Linked DNA regions of Homo sapiens: regions 2 and 3 are each linked to region 1. The links are chromatin contacts, found by Hi-C or POLR2A ChIA-PET in ENCODE. All regions are on one chromosome and are shown on one strand. Each heading gives the region's core, a stretch centred on a gene start or an enhancer-like site at or near the end of the contact. The rest is flanking DNA. Distances are from core to core; before and after follow the strand shown. Region 1 overlaps AOPEP (aminopeptidase O (putative)). Region 2 overlaps FBP1 (fructose-bisphosphatase 1). Region 3 has its middle 17 kb from the start of FBP1.

Region 1 (4,490 bases), core at 1,374-3,873:
ACACCCTACCTTCATTGGCATCAGCCTGTGAAGAAGGGGAGATTCAGGTAGACAACAGGAGAAATGTGTTCAGGCTGGATTGAACACAATAGAAAAGTATTTTTTCCGTGTCATGCAATATGTAAATCTTTCATTCTAGATTAAATTCAGCTTGTAGCACCATGCTGGAATATAATTTTAGTGATTCATATGTGACAGAATTAGGAACCTTTCTCATTTCAATTTTTTAAAATTTATCGTTATTTACTTATTAATATTTTTTTGAGGCAGGATCTCACTCTGTTGCCCAGGCTGGAGTGCAGTGGTGCCATCATGGCTCACCGTAGCCTCTGCCTCCCGGGCTCAAGTGATCCTCCCACCTCACCCTCCCAGATAGCTGGTACCGCAGGCTAACACCACCATGCCTGGCTGATTTTTTTTTTTTTTGTAGAGACAGGGGTCTTGCTATGTTGCCCAGGATGGTGTTGAACTCTTAGGCTCAAGAGATCCTCCCACCCCGGCCTCCCAAAGTGCGGGGATTACAGGTGTGAGCCACCGTGCACAGCCTGTTTATAAAGTTACCCTGGCAATATAACTAATATCCCATGGTCTCCCTTTTGTAAAAATGTAAAATTCTAGCCTCTTTACAAATTAAGCATTTTAGTGGTGAAACAAACAGGAGGTAATTAGAAAGATATTCATTTTAAGACTTCTCCCCCTTGAAATTTTAGGTGTCCTTCATTTGTTCCTTTATCCTTCCATTCACTATATAACATATTTATTGAATTTCTAGTATATGCCAGGCAATGTTTCTGGTGGACTGAACAAAAATCAAGAACAAAAGATACGGGATCTCTTTCTTCTTGGGGCATAAAATCCAGCTGGGGAGAGAGACGTTCAGTACATTTTTAAAAGAGCTATAATAACTGAACATCACAGAGTGAGCCCTAATGTAAATTTGACTTTAGTGAATAATAATGTATCAATATTGGTTCCTCAGTTATAATAAATATACTAATGCAATATGTTAAATATGGGGAAGCTGGTGAGTGGGTACAAATATGGGAACTCTGCTTTCTGCTCAGTTTTTCTATAAACTTAAAACTGCTCTAAGAATCACTCTAAAGGAAATAAACAGAATGTTATTAGAAAGTATAGTGGAGTGACATAATTTGGACTGGGGAGTAAGGAAAGACCTTTCTGCAAAAGCGCTGCTTAAACCCAGAACTAGAGGATAAGTGGGCTACCACGCAAAGAAGAGATGGAAAAGCATTCTCAGTGAAGCAAAGTGGTATCATTTGAATTACCTTTGGACGTACCATTCTGGCTTCTCTGTGGAGGATGGATTCTGGGATGGCAATTGGGAGGAGAGTTGGGGGACAAAGGACAAACGAGACAAGAGGCAATTAGGATGGGTCACAGCTTTTGCTTCCTACTTAGCAAAATCCTAGAAGAGCAGAGTGACAGTAGGCTGTTTCCTTTGTTCAGCTCATGCCGGAAACCGTTAGGTTATCCATGATCTGGGTGCTAGGAAGAAAGGAGACTGTGTCAGTAGCAGAGCAAGACAGGGTTTCCAGGTCTCAGTTTCTAAGATCTTTCCAGTGGTTCAATGGGATTTATAGAATTAAGAATGTGTGTGTGTGTGTGTGTGTGTGCGCGCGCGCGCGCGTGTGTGACTGCAACCAGTTAAAAACTGCAAAGGGAAAAAACTTTTCAAATAACTAGTACCCAGCTGTTAACAACAGCTTTCATATAAGTCTGTAAGATTTAATTTGCAATAGTTGTCTTTATTCCTGTTACTGGACTATTGGAATTTATTTTGGATTTTGTTTCTTCCAAGACTGTATGTTGAAAAACTGTATTTAAGCAGAGCACTGTTTTAGTACATCAATATTGAATGGCTCATATCACAGTTTCTGGGGATCGTGAACTCCCAAGGAAAAAAATTCTAGTGGGTAAAAGGAAGTGCCTGCCAAGATAGATTTCTATTGATTGTGGAACTCTTATTAGCAGCATAAAAGGTTGAAGAGTTTAAAGTTCTCTTTCCCTTTAAAATTAAGCAGCTCAGAATAATCCACTTCACCATTTATAATTATTTACCTGCCTATGTGCAAGATTTCCAAACCATTAACTATTTATATATATTTCCTTTACAGTAAAAAATTGTATATGATGGCTGTACAGTCTATACTAAAAGATATAATAACACATTGAAAAATCTCTAGCAAATGAGCACACATTTCGTAGCACTTAGCTATTATAATAATGACGCAAAATGGTTAACACGTCTATTTATATTGCTCTCTAGATTTCAACTTTTTTGTATTCCTGGAAACAGTAAGAATCCCTCATTTGAGCAGACTTGTTGTTTGTTTTAGGAAATAGACATACATCATCCGTGTAATTTTAAGTAGTCCAGTTATGAATATGGAATGAAGGGATAAATTCCTGATGTCTCCATTAAGCTCCTCTGTGTAAAATACTCCATGGCAAAGTTGCTGCTATTTAAAGTAGTGAGTTTGATCTTGGCTTTGATCTAAACCTTTTGATCTTGAAAGAAGGATGGAGTAGCAATAAAGAGAGGGCAAGACAGATTTTCTTTAAAGAAATGTGATAAAGTTAAAGGGATGGTCAAGACCCAGCAAGCAACAGGACAACCCGACTCTCCGCCCCGGCCCGCCCTCACCGGCAGGCGGGTTCCAGCAACTGCTGATGCGGATGAGAAGGCCTTTGGCGGGTGGAGGAAAATCTTGGGGTATCGCACATTTTTATAAAGTAAGTGTAAACTTTCTCCCTAATTATGAAAACAGATTGACCCCTTCTTTTTAAATTCTACCCAGTGGTTCTGGGGGTCCACGGCAGTCTGAGGGCTGCGGGTCCACACTCGCGGGAGCGCGGGGCTGGGTTTCTCTGCGCCCTGGCCTCGCCCCCCGGGAGGTCACCTGCCGCTGCCCGGAGCCCCGAGGGGCCACTGGGAAACGTCTACTCGAGGGCGTAGAACCCGGTCCCGGAGAAAACTCCACTAGGAAAGTTACTTTCCCTGCGCGAAAGCCACCGGGACCAGGTTTCCGACTCCAGGAGCGCGCTACGCTGGCTACGGGCGGGGTTCCTTCCCCGCCACCGCTCCCTCCAGCCTGCGGCGGGCGGCGCGGGCCCCTCTCGCTGCCGGGAAGCCGCTCGCAGGGCGCGGAGCCGGGGGAGGGGTGGCGGGGGCAAGGTGCGCGGGGGCGCGGGGCGGCCGGAGCCCGGGGAGGGGTGGCGGGGGCAAGGTGCGCGGGGGCGCGGGGCGGCCGGAGCCCGGGAGCGGGAGCACGCCGTTCGTGGGGAGAACAATACAATGCCGGCGCGGGCGGGAGGGCGACCTGCGGGAGGCGGCGCGGCCGCTATACCTTTAAGGCAGGCCCCGCCCCCGCTCGGTGCCCGCCCGCCCGCCCGCGCCGCCGCCCAGGCCCCGCGCCCGCCGCCCGCGCCGCGCCTGAGGTGATGCGGACCCCGGGCGGGCGCAGGGCGCGGGCTCCGGCGCCGCCGCTGCGTCCTCCCCGGCCGCGGGCGAGGTACGGGGCGGGCACGCCGAGTTAGCGGGCGCGGGGCAGGGAGGCCGGGGCCGCTCCCGCGGTAAACTTGACTGTGTCCTCTTCCCCCGCAGCCGCTGCAGAGGGAGCGTCGCGCCGGGGCGGAGTGCGGGCTTGCGCGGCAAGTGCGCGCCGAGGTGAGTGCGGGCGGCGCGGTCCCTGCGCCCCGGTGGCGCCGGCGCGAGACCGCGGCTGGCGAGAGGCCCTGGCTCTGCGCTGCGGCGCGCGGGTGCGGGGACTACCCGCCAGGCTCCGGCTCGGGCGCGGGGAGCGGCCGTGACGAAGGTCGCGGCCCCTGCGGTGAGGCGCCCGGCGAGTTCCGCGGGCGGGCGCGGGTGGCCTCCCGAGGTGCGGGGAAGACCAGGTCGCGAGGCCGGGGGTCTCTGCTTTCTCGCGCTGGGGGATGGCCGTCAGGACCCTGTCGCCTTCTTTGAAATGCTGTGGTTTTTGAACCTCAGGTCACGAAATGGATTGGAGTGAACCGGAGACCCCGAAAACGGAAGCGCAGGGAGAAGGAAGAGGTGTTTGAAAAGGTAGGGGTTCCCGAGACGGTACTCGGTGCAGGTCTTGGTAAATCCGCTTCTGCCCCGTGAGGACCTGGTCATGACAATAGAGTAGTGTTTAATTTAAAAAGTTTTTGTTATAATAAACCATAGATTTAATATATGGGGAAATTCTACAGAAATATTGGTCGATAAGGCTAATGATCATTTATATAGTCTCATTAGGAGAGAGTAGCCCATGAAATTTGTTTCATGCTCATTAAATACAGCAATCGGACTTAAGTGGGTTCCATTATTATTTTAGATCAGCAGTGTTTATTATCTCAGTGTTAAGGTACCTCTGAAAAATGAAAAGTGTTCCGAATAAATCGCCCACAGTATTAGGTTTCCATGCTGTACTTTCTCTCACCTAGACTTTAAATTGGAGTCATCTAAG
Region 2 (4,490 bases), core at 1,102-3,601, 400 kb before region 1:
CTTGACTACAATAGATATTACAATTAACATTTTGCAAATGAAGAAAGGGAGACTCAGAGAGGTTAAAAATATTGCCAAGCTTGGTCTAGTTTAGTCAGGATAGCGTATGTTATCGTGCAGCAACAAATAAACCTGAAATCCCCACGGCTTAGCACAGCAAAGGTTTGTCTCTCCTTCTGGTCCCAGGCTGACATCGACATGGCGGTGGCTTAGGCCTCCAGGCTCCTGCCATGTCATGAACCTGTACAAAAATGCATGGCTTCAGAGGAGGACCCATCCTAATGTAGGTAATCTAGGCTCATCTCATCTTAATCCTTACTTTAATTAGATCTGCAAAGACCCTCATTCTTTTTTCTTTTTTTTTTTTTTTTTTTGAGACGAGTCTCGCTCTGTCGCCCAGGCTGCAGTGCAGTGGTGTGATCTCGGCTCACTGCAAGCTCTGCCTCCCGGGTTCATGCCATTCTCCTGCCTCAGCCTCCTGAGTAGCTGGGACTACAGGCGCCCGCCACCACGCCCAACTATTTTTTGTATTTTTAGTAGAGACGGGGTTTCACTGTGTTAGCCAGGATGGTCTTGATCTCCTGACCTTGTGATCCGCCCGCCCGCCTTGGCCTCCCAAAGTGCTGGGATTACAGGTGTGAGCCACTGCACCCTGATATATATATGGAAAAGGCTCCCAGACCATATTTCTCTCCCTTCATGCTTTGAGAACCAGATGCCAGCTGAGTTACAAGAAGTTTAAAACTCAAGAGGTGCTTTGTGCGTCAGGGGACTTTCCCAGAGGGCAGCCCCAGCTGGAGTGGAGAAATATTGGCTTTGGGTCTGTCTGGTCAGTGGGCAGAAGCAGATCCAATGCTCAAGATCAATTTCCTGCTGGGAAAATGTGAAATGAATGGGGAGTGTTTGGAGGGGAAGAAGCAGGATTCACATACACACATGTTTTCAGTTCCCAAGTGGAATCATATGGATAGATCCATTTTATATCTAGAGCTCAAGGAGGGCCACAGGTGTTACTTAGTGCCTGACAGAGCTTGCCACGATCTTGGACTCTGGTCCAGTAAGACCAGGGTTAGCGGAGGGAGAAACTGTTTCTATAGAGAGTTTAGTGAGAAGCCTGCTTGCTTGCAACAAATTGCATTTCCTTAAACCCTGTTCTTGTAGTGAATCCTTTTTCTTATGGTAACTAGACTGTAGGAACTATTAGCCTTTGTGAGTTAAGTGCCGTGCTTTTATAGAAAAATCACCACTGGGTGGCTGGGCGCAGTGGCTCACACCTGTAATCCCAGCACTTTGGGAGGCTGAGGCAGGCAGATCATGAGGTCAGGAGTTTGAGACCAGCCTGGCCAATATGGTGAAACCCCGTCTCTACTAAAAATACAAAAATTAGCTGGGTGTGGTGATGGGTGCCTGTTATCCCAGCTACTCGGGAGGCTGAGGCAGGAGAATCGCTTGAACCCAGGAGGCAGAGGTTGCAGTGAGCCGAGATTGCGCCACTGCACTCCAGCCTGGGAGACAGAGTAAGACTCCGCGTCAAAAAAAAAAAAAAAAAAAAAGAAAGAAAGAAAGAAAGAAAAAGAAAAATCACCACTGGGTAAACAGTAAACTTTCACTTGGGATTCAGATGGTTACATCCATGTTTGGGAGGCCAGAGGGTCACATGCAGGTACCACCACTAAGCCATTAGCTCCCCCATTTCTAGGAGGGCGTGAGTCGCCATGTTCAGGCTGCATGGTTCCTCAGCTGCAATCCTGAACAAGGCTGGGGAATGATGGGCCAGGCCTGAACGGGACGACATGAAGGAGAAGCCGTATGCTGGCTCACAGTGGCCAGGCTGCCTGCATTCAGGTCCCCACTCTGCCACTCATTGGCTGGAAGCCTTGAGCCAATTACTTCACCTCTCCTCGTCCATTTTGTCATCTATAAAATGGATTATTCAGAGTATCTGATTCATTGGGTTATTGTGAAGATTAAATGAGTTATCTAATGTTATATGCATCAGCAGTTATTATTGTCATCATCATTATTATTTGACACAAAGCAAGGGAGACTTTTTTTTAAGGAGGAATAAGTTTATTTCTCCTCCATCCACTCAAAATATATCTTAACACCAGTGGCATTATGGAGACAGCATTTGGTTAGGGAGTGCCAAGCATTCTACAGCATTTGATGGTGGAAATAGTCATGCTTTTTATTTCTGCTCTCTAGGAATGTAAGGTGCACAGCAGGTCAGGGTACTGCTGTGTGAGACAAAAGGTCCAGGTAGAGGCAATTCTCCGGATGCAGGCAGGGCAGGTGCTCACTGGGCAGAGTGCTTCTCATACACCTTCAGGAACTCGAGCACGTCGTCGGGGGATCCCAAGATCACCGGCGCCCTCTGGTGAATGTCTGTGGGAATGACGTCTAACACGGCCTCCTTCCCAGTGGTGGCCATTCCCCCAGCCTTCTCCATGACGTAGGCCATGGGGTTGCATTCGTACAGCAGTCTCAGCTGGAAAACAAGACCGGGTAGCGGCCTCCTTGTATCAGAAGGTATTGCGTAAAAAAGAGACTTTTCTGCAGCAAAACATGCAGAGCTGGTGGGAGTTTCCAAGGGAACGAATACTGTATTTTTCCTTCCTGTGAGGCTGTAAAAGTTTCCTCCCACCCCAGGTTGCATCTGAGACAAAACAGTTAACCATTTGGTTAAATTCAACCATTCATCAAGCCAGTGCCAGCAATAGATTACCTGATGCAAATGTGAGACAGACCACCTGCATACTGGACAGAATGACATTTTGGCAGAAGCGATCATTGCCTTCTCTTTATACCATGGAAACTGGACTTAATGAGTGATTCTGTGTGTGTTGGATGGAGCTTCGCCTATTCTAAAAGCAATAAAAAAAATCCATGGTGGTGTCTGGCTACAGACATCTGGAAAGCAGACCGGCTCCTCCAAACAGTGTGATATTGTTTGCAACTCTGTGTGCATTCCTTTTACGATTCTCCGAAGGCTTTTGGGTTGGAATTCAGTGTATTATACGTCTTGGCATTCACCTTTAAATATTAACTTTTTTATTGTATGCCTTTTCATGCAGTCTGCCTACTGAGCGACAGCTTTCTGCAGGTGTTTCCTGAGTCTATTTCCACATAGGTGTCATGGCTAGTTTTGAAAAACCAAAAAAAAAAAGAAGGAGCCTCAATATTTGTGTTCAGGAACAATTTCGGGGGACTTTAGAGAAAAGTGCTGGAAAGCAGGCTAACCACACAGGTTGATATGCCCGAGGCAGCTACAGCTGGATGATGGTTTCAGTAAATAGAAATGCCTTCATTCTGGATGCCACATGCTGCAAACAGACCCAAATACATCCAAACACATAGGTTTTGTGTTTAAGGGAACTGTTGTTCCTGTTCTCCTCTTGCATTAAAAAAAAAAAAGGCAGCCACGCGTGGTGGCTCATGCCTGTAATCCCAGCACTTTGGGAGGCTGTGGCGGGTGGATCACTTGAGGTCAGAAGTTCAGGACCAGCCTGGTCAACAAGGTGAAACCCCGTCTCTACTAAAAATATAAAAATTAGTCGGGCGTGGTGGCGGGCACCTGTAATCCCAGCTACTCAGAATGCTGAGGCAGGAGAATCACTTGAACCCAGGAGGCAGAGGCTGCAGTGAGCTGAGATCGCGCCACTGCACTCCAGCCTGGGCGACGAGTAAGACTCTGCCTAAAAAGCCATCTGTCCACTGGGAAAACATAAGAAGGACACAATACTTGGGAAGGAAGCACACTGTCACCCTGGCAGAAGGAAAGCAGGGCAGCTCTGAGCGAGCGTGAGGGAGCACAGCCACCCTGCAGCCTGCTGGGAACACCATGGGCTTGGACTAGTGAGTCGGTGGTGACGGCTCACCTGAAAGCTCTAGGTTTCCCCAGAGATTCTTTCCTCCCCTAAAAGGTATCGTTTTCCAAGTAGTGGATGTTGACTCACTAGTTACCTCTGTTTTACACCTTTTGAAAGCAATCAAAGAAGACTTCTACTGAGGATACACATTTGATTCGCTGCCTTGGAAGTGAGGCTGGGTTGTTTCATTTCACTTTATGAATGGAATTCATTTTGCCCCAGCCAAGCCCTGTATCCACTGGAAGCCCTAAGGACTTTCAGTCCTCGTCCTGACCGTTCATTCTCTTTTGCCATAGCACTGGAAGGGCTCTCAAGAGACTATTTTTATCTTTAGTTGATATCGTCTGGCTTTACCTTTAATCCACAAAAGAATATGCTACAGACACACGTAGCAACCTAGCATGGAGCGTAATAGCTAGCAAAACCTTTCTTCTTCCTAAACTAAATCGCGTGGGCTGCAAGTGAAATCTGCTCCTCACTCCCTCTCCAGGGGACACCCTTACCTTTCCATTGGGGCTCTTCTTGTTAGCGGGGTACAGAAATATCCCTCCGTAGACCAGAGTGCGATGAACATCAGCCACCATGGAGCCCACATACCGGGCCCCATAAGGAGCTGAATTA
Region 3 (4,490 bases), core at 750-3,249, 350 kb before region 1:
CAGAGAGGACATGTCAGGTGGTCACCAGCCCAGCAACTCCCCATCACATGTGCCTCAGCACGTCCAGCCTAAGGGAGGGAGGGACAGTCGACCCAGACCTTGTCAGTCCACAGGCTGGAGGTAATTGAAATCCAGCCACTTTGATGGCAACTGCTATGGCCCTAGTCCTGTACTATAAAGCAGATCATCTGAGAACAAGAGAGCTCACCCAATGTCCATTTCACCTTGAATAAAATCTGGAGGCTGTGGCTCTGCTTACCCTCAACAGTCAGCTAGGGGCACTTCTCCAATGACACACCCCATGTCCTTAGACTTCCTCAGTGGCTCAATGTCTAACATGAGGAAGCGAGAACATGGACATCCCAACGCTTGTGTAATTGTAACGACTGTCTGCAAAGCACTTCAGTGTTCCCAAATGGAAAGATTCCCCGGAAGTAGAAAGAGCTATTATTGTCCATTATGAGCATTCTTTCTAGAATCTTCTTCTTTCTACCCTCAACTGTGGCTTTTTAGACTAGCAGACATCTGCCAAAAGCCACTAACCCAGAGACACTGATTCTATCAAACAGCACAGTGGGACAGTCACTCTCCCAACTTTCTTTCTTTTTCTTTTTTCTTTTTTTTTTTGAGACAGAGTTTCGCTCTTGTTGCCCAGGCTGGCGTGCAATAGTGCAATCTCGGTTCACCGCAACCTCCACCTCCTGGGTTCAAGCGATTCTCCTGCCTCAGCCTCCCGAGTAGCTGGGATTACAGGCATGTGCCACCGTATCCAGCTAATTTTTGTATTTTTGGGAGAGACAGGGTTTCTCCATGTTGGTCAGGCTTGTCTCAAATTCCCCACCTCGGGTGATCCACCCACCTCAGCCTCCCAAAGTGCTGGGATTACTGTCATGAGCCACCAGGCCCGGCCCCCAACTTTCTTAATAATTAAATCCAATCTCTTGCTAGACAGACTTTTTTGTTGTAGTGCCAAGGCTGCTTGAAATTTTCATTTTGCTGTCTAATTTGCATAAACTTGTAATCAATAAGTTTTTGCCCTATACTTGGCCCCTACTCCTACCGTAGTAAAATATTCGATGCATATTTTTCATGGAAATATTGAAGAAACATACATTCTCAGACAAGAAACATCAAATGTGGCCATTGCTTTTGTACCACTCAATATGCAACTCAGACTGGTTGAAATTTAGACCAAATGGTAACATCCAGAAGAAGATAGGACCACAGAGCTAAGGAGGGCTGCAGTGGGCTGAATATGGTGCCACTGCCCACAGTGTCCACCCAGAATCTGGGATGGTGGCCTTATTTGGGAAATGGGGTCTTTGAAGATGTAATCAAGTGAAGGCTGTTGCCATGTGATCATCCTGAATTACCCAGGTGAGCCCTAAACCCAATTACAAGTGTCCTCACAAGAGAAAGGCAGAGAGAGATTTGAAACACACAGAGCAGAAGGTGATGTGGAGGTGGGACAGAGACCCAGCGAAGCAGCCACATGCTGAGGAGCGCCTGGAGCTGGAGGAGGCAGGAGAGGACTCGTCCTGAGCCGTCAGAGGAAGGACAGCCCTGCCGCCACCTTCATTTCAGACTCGGCTTCCAGAACCGCAGGAGGACACAGTTCTGTGGCTATGAACCACCCGATTTGTGGTGCTTGGTTATGGCAGCCACAGGAAATGAATACAGAAACTATTCAAATCCCCTGGTTGAATTCCTTTATTTTACAGATGAGAAAAATAACAGCATTCGCAAGCGACACACAGTTTATGAAATGTTTTCACAGAGTGACCATGTTCAGTCTTCATAGCAATTCTGTGAGGTGGTAGTTTCTGCCTGTTAAAAGGAAAACTGAGGCAAACTACATTTAACAGAGTTTAATTGAGCAAAGAATGATATGGGAATCAGGCAGCCCCCTGACCAGAAGAGGTTCAGAGCGTCTCTGGTGCTGCCGTGTGGTGAGAGTCTTTACGGGCAGAGAACGGAAAGTGAAGCACAGAAAACAGAAGTGAGGCAGAGAAACAGCCTGATTGGCTACAGCTCAGCGTTGGCCTTACTCGAACACAGTTGGAAGACTTGGCCACCTGTGAGTGGTTGAAGTATGGTTGCTTGTCACAAGAGTAGGTTACAGCCCCTTTCACATCCAGTTAAGTGACAGTTCCCTTTGTGCAGAGAAGCCTTTAGCCACACAGGTCCCAAATGTAACATAACATTTGTTACACTTAAAATAAGTAAGGAGGCAGCTGTAGGCTAAATTTAACATGCCTGGGAGGAGGGAACTGAAGCTCAAACCAGAAGCAGCAGATAGATGGGTCTGCAAATTTCATGCGTTTTCCACCAGATCTCTGCCTGTGGCTCAGAGAGGTGTGGCAGCACAGCTACCTCACACAGCTGCTGAGAAACAGGCTTGGATACAGGTCTTTTTTTTCTCCCCACTTTTGCTTCAGATCTCTACCCAGGTATAACGAGCTGCATCTCAAGGTCAGAACGACTGAACAATAAAGAGGTTGGTTCAACAGATGACCTCAAAACTCATAACCTACATCCCGAAGCTAAAGAAAAACTTACGTCTCCAAAAAGAGGTGTAGTTAGCTGCAGGTTATTTGAATGAGCAGCACATGCTGTGCATTTGCTTTAAGATTCTCCAAACACGCAGAAAGCCAAGCTAATCCTCAGCGCTCCCATGCCAATCTGGTGTGGGGACCCTCCACTCCAGGCTGCCTTGTAGAATGCCTTATTGATGTGCGGCAAGGGGCACCCCATGAAAGTCCCAACAGCTCTGAAGGTAATGAGCAAATAATCCAGTTGAGCAAGCAATCAAAGAACAATAACAATTGTCTTGTGACAATACCCCCCAGTTTGTAATTAGTTAGCTTAAATTAGTTTAAATTCACTTCATTTGGAAGATTTTGCCTCTGAGGCAGGCCAAGGCTCTCTTTCAGAGGCCAATTAGATTAAATTAGAAGTGGCACATTAGCTGGGGAGACTTCATTCATTTTGGGTTTTTGCAGCCTTAATTATGATGCAGACACAGCTGGAGTCATCCTTTGGAGGGTTTTCTTGCTTCAGCAGGCACTGGAGGCGACTGGATTCCTGGGAGAGGTGCTTTCAGTGGCGTGTGTGGCCAACCAAGCCACCCAAGGCTACTTTGTCACCAGATTCTGCTCTTGGCCCATTCCCCCAGCTGCTGTGGGAGAGTCACAGGAAGTGAGGAATCCTAAGAAGATCTTCCTTTTTCAAAACAGCTTCATCAAGGTGCAATTAACAGACAAGAAACTGCACACACTGAAAATACACACTTTGGTATGTTTTCACATGTCTATACCCATGGAACTACCACCACAATCAGAATAATAAGTATATTGAAGGAAATGAAAATATTTCACTCCAAAATATACTTTTTGGCATATTTTAAGATGGCTATTCAAAAGGGCTAGAAATCCAAGAATAGCTGAAAAGCTGTCTTGCTGGGGGAGGTTTGCGTCCATAGAGACCATCTTTGTGAGCCAGGCCTCCTCTTCTGCCCCTGCCATAAGCTGATTTGTCATCTTTTTTTTCTTTTCTTTTTTTTGAGACGGAGTCTCGCTCTATTGCCCATGCTGAGGTGCTGAAGTGCAGTGGTGTGACCTCGGCTCACTGCAACCTTTACCTCCTAGGTTCAAGCGATTCTCCTGTCTCAGCCTCCCGAGTAGCTGTGACTACAAGTGCATGCCACCACGCCCAGCTATTTTTTTTTTTTGGTATTTTTGTATTTTTAGTAGAGACAGGGTTTCACCATGTTGGCCAGGCTGCTCTCGAACTCCTGATCGCAGGTGATCCACCCGCCTCAGCCTCCCAAACTGTTGGGATTACAGGCGTGAGCCACCGCACCTGGCCCCCCCGACTTGCCATCTTAACCCACTGTGGGCCACCCTCAGATCCCCTGTTCTCTCTGTAACCTCGAGGAGATACACAAGCTTCTGCACCCGTGGGGGTTGGGGTCATCTTTCTGTGATTTTCCCTCCATGCACGTTGATAAATTTGTATGCTGTTTCTAGTATTAGTCTGCCTTTTATAAATTGATTTTTCAGCAAGTTTTTAGAGGATGCAGGGGAGCTTTTTCCCTTGGTCCCTGCAATATCTATCCATTGCCCCCAGAAATTTCCTCGTGTAATTTTGTCATCTCTCCCTCCACCCCTTCCCTCTCACACAGACTCGGGCAACAACTGGTCTGCTTTTGTCACCATAGACTACTTTGTATTTTCTAGGATTTTATATAAATGGAATCATACTACATGTACTCTTTTTTTGCTCTTTCGCAAAGCATAATTGAGATTTATCTATGTTGTTTTGAGTTATCAATAATTATTCCCTTTTTATTGCTAAGTAGCATTCTATCATCCAGATATACTACAGTCTGTTTATGTTTATCGTTGAGAAATTTGGACCTTTTCTAGGTTGGGGTTATTTCACATAAAGCTGCAGCAGACATTTGTATACAAGTTTTTGTGTGGACATAT

Evidence for each region. A loop is a pair of places that touch in the nucleus more often than their neighbours do. ChIA-PET counts read pairs that join two places held with the same protein, here RNA polymerase II (POLR2A). Pooled maps may share reads with other maps.
Region 2: a pooled map shows a loop between it and region 1 (2.2-fold over the local background). The contact joins two enhancer-like sites. A Hi-C loop is called at or near these places in 1 of 50 pooled maps. POLR2A ChIA-PET finds 5 or more read pairs at or near these places in 2 of 52 experiments (PC-9 and activated T-cell).
Region 3: a loop to region 1 is called in a pooled map, with 2.8 times the contacts of the local background. The contact joins two enhancer-like sites. A Hi-C loop is called at or near these places in 1 of 168 maps with a recorded cell type or tissue (mammary epithelial cell), 3 of 37 single-sample maps with no recorded cell type and 9 of 50 pooled maps. POLR2A ChIA-PET finds 5 or more read pairs at or near these places in 4 of 52 experiments (A549, Caco-2, HepG2 and 1 more).

Annotation. Positions count from the first base shown.
Region 1 is chr9:95,001,533-95,006,022 of GRCh38, forward strand. It overlaps AOPEP (aminopeptidase O (putative)), which reads left to right. Exons shown (of 17, transcript NM_001193329.3): 12 at 3,626-3,688; 13 at 4,010-4,084. Among named protein-coding and RNA genes, the nearest start is that of AOPEP-AS1, 58 kb to the left of the region's middle. RefSeq lists silencers at 2,979-3,228, 3,239-3,428, 3,519-3,808. Within about 2 kb of position 2,624, at least 29 of the 41 ENCODE cell types and tissues checked have a DNase peak (open chromatin) inside an H3K27ac peak, as active enhancers do.
Region 2 is chr9:94,601,085-94,605,574 of GRCh38, forward strand. FBP1 (fructose-bisphosphatase 1) reads right to left here. Exons shown (of 7, transcript NM_000507.4): 6 at 4,373-4,490; 7 at 2,049-2,488. The coding sequence ends at 2,297. Among named protein-coding and RNA genes, the nearest start is that of FBP2, 9.5 kb to the left of the region's middle. Within about 2 kb of position 2,352, at least 6 of the 41 ENCODE cell types and tissues checked have a DNase peak (open chromatin) inside an H3K27ac peak, as active enhancers do.
Region 3 is chr9:94,654,377-94,658,866 of GRCh38, forward strand. No RefSeq gene overlaps it. Among named protein-coding and RNA genes, the nearest start is that of FBP1, 17 kb to the left of the region's middle. Within about 2 kb of position 2,000, at least 9 of the 41 ENCODE cell types and tissues checked have a DNase peak (open chromatin) inside an H3K27ac peak, as active enhancers do.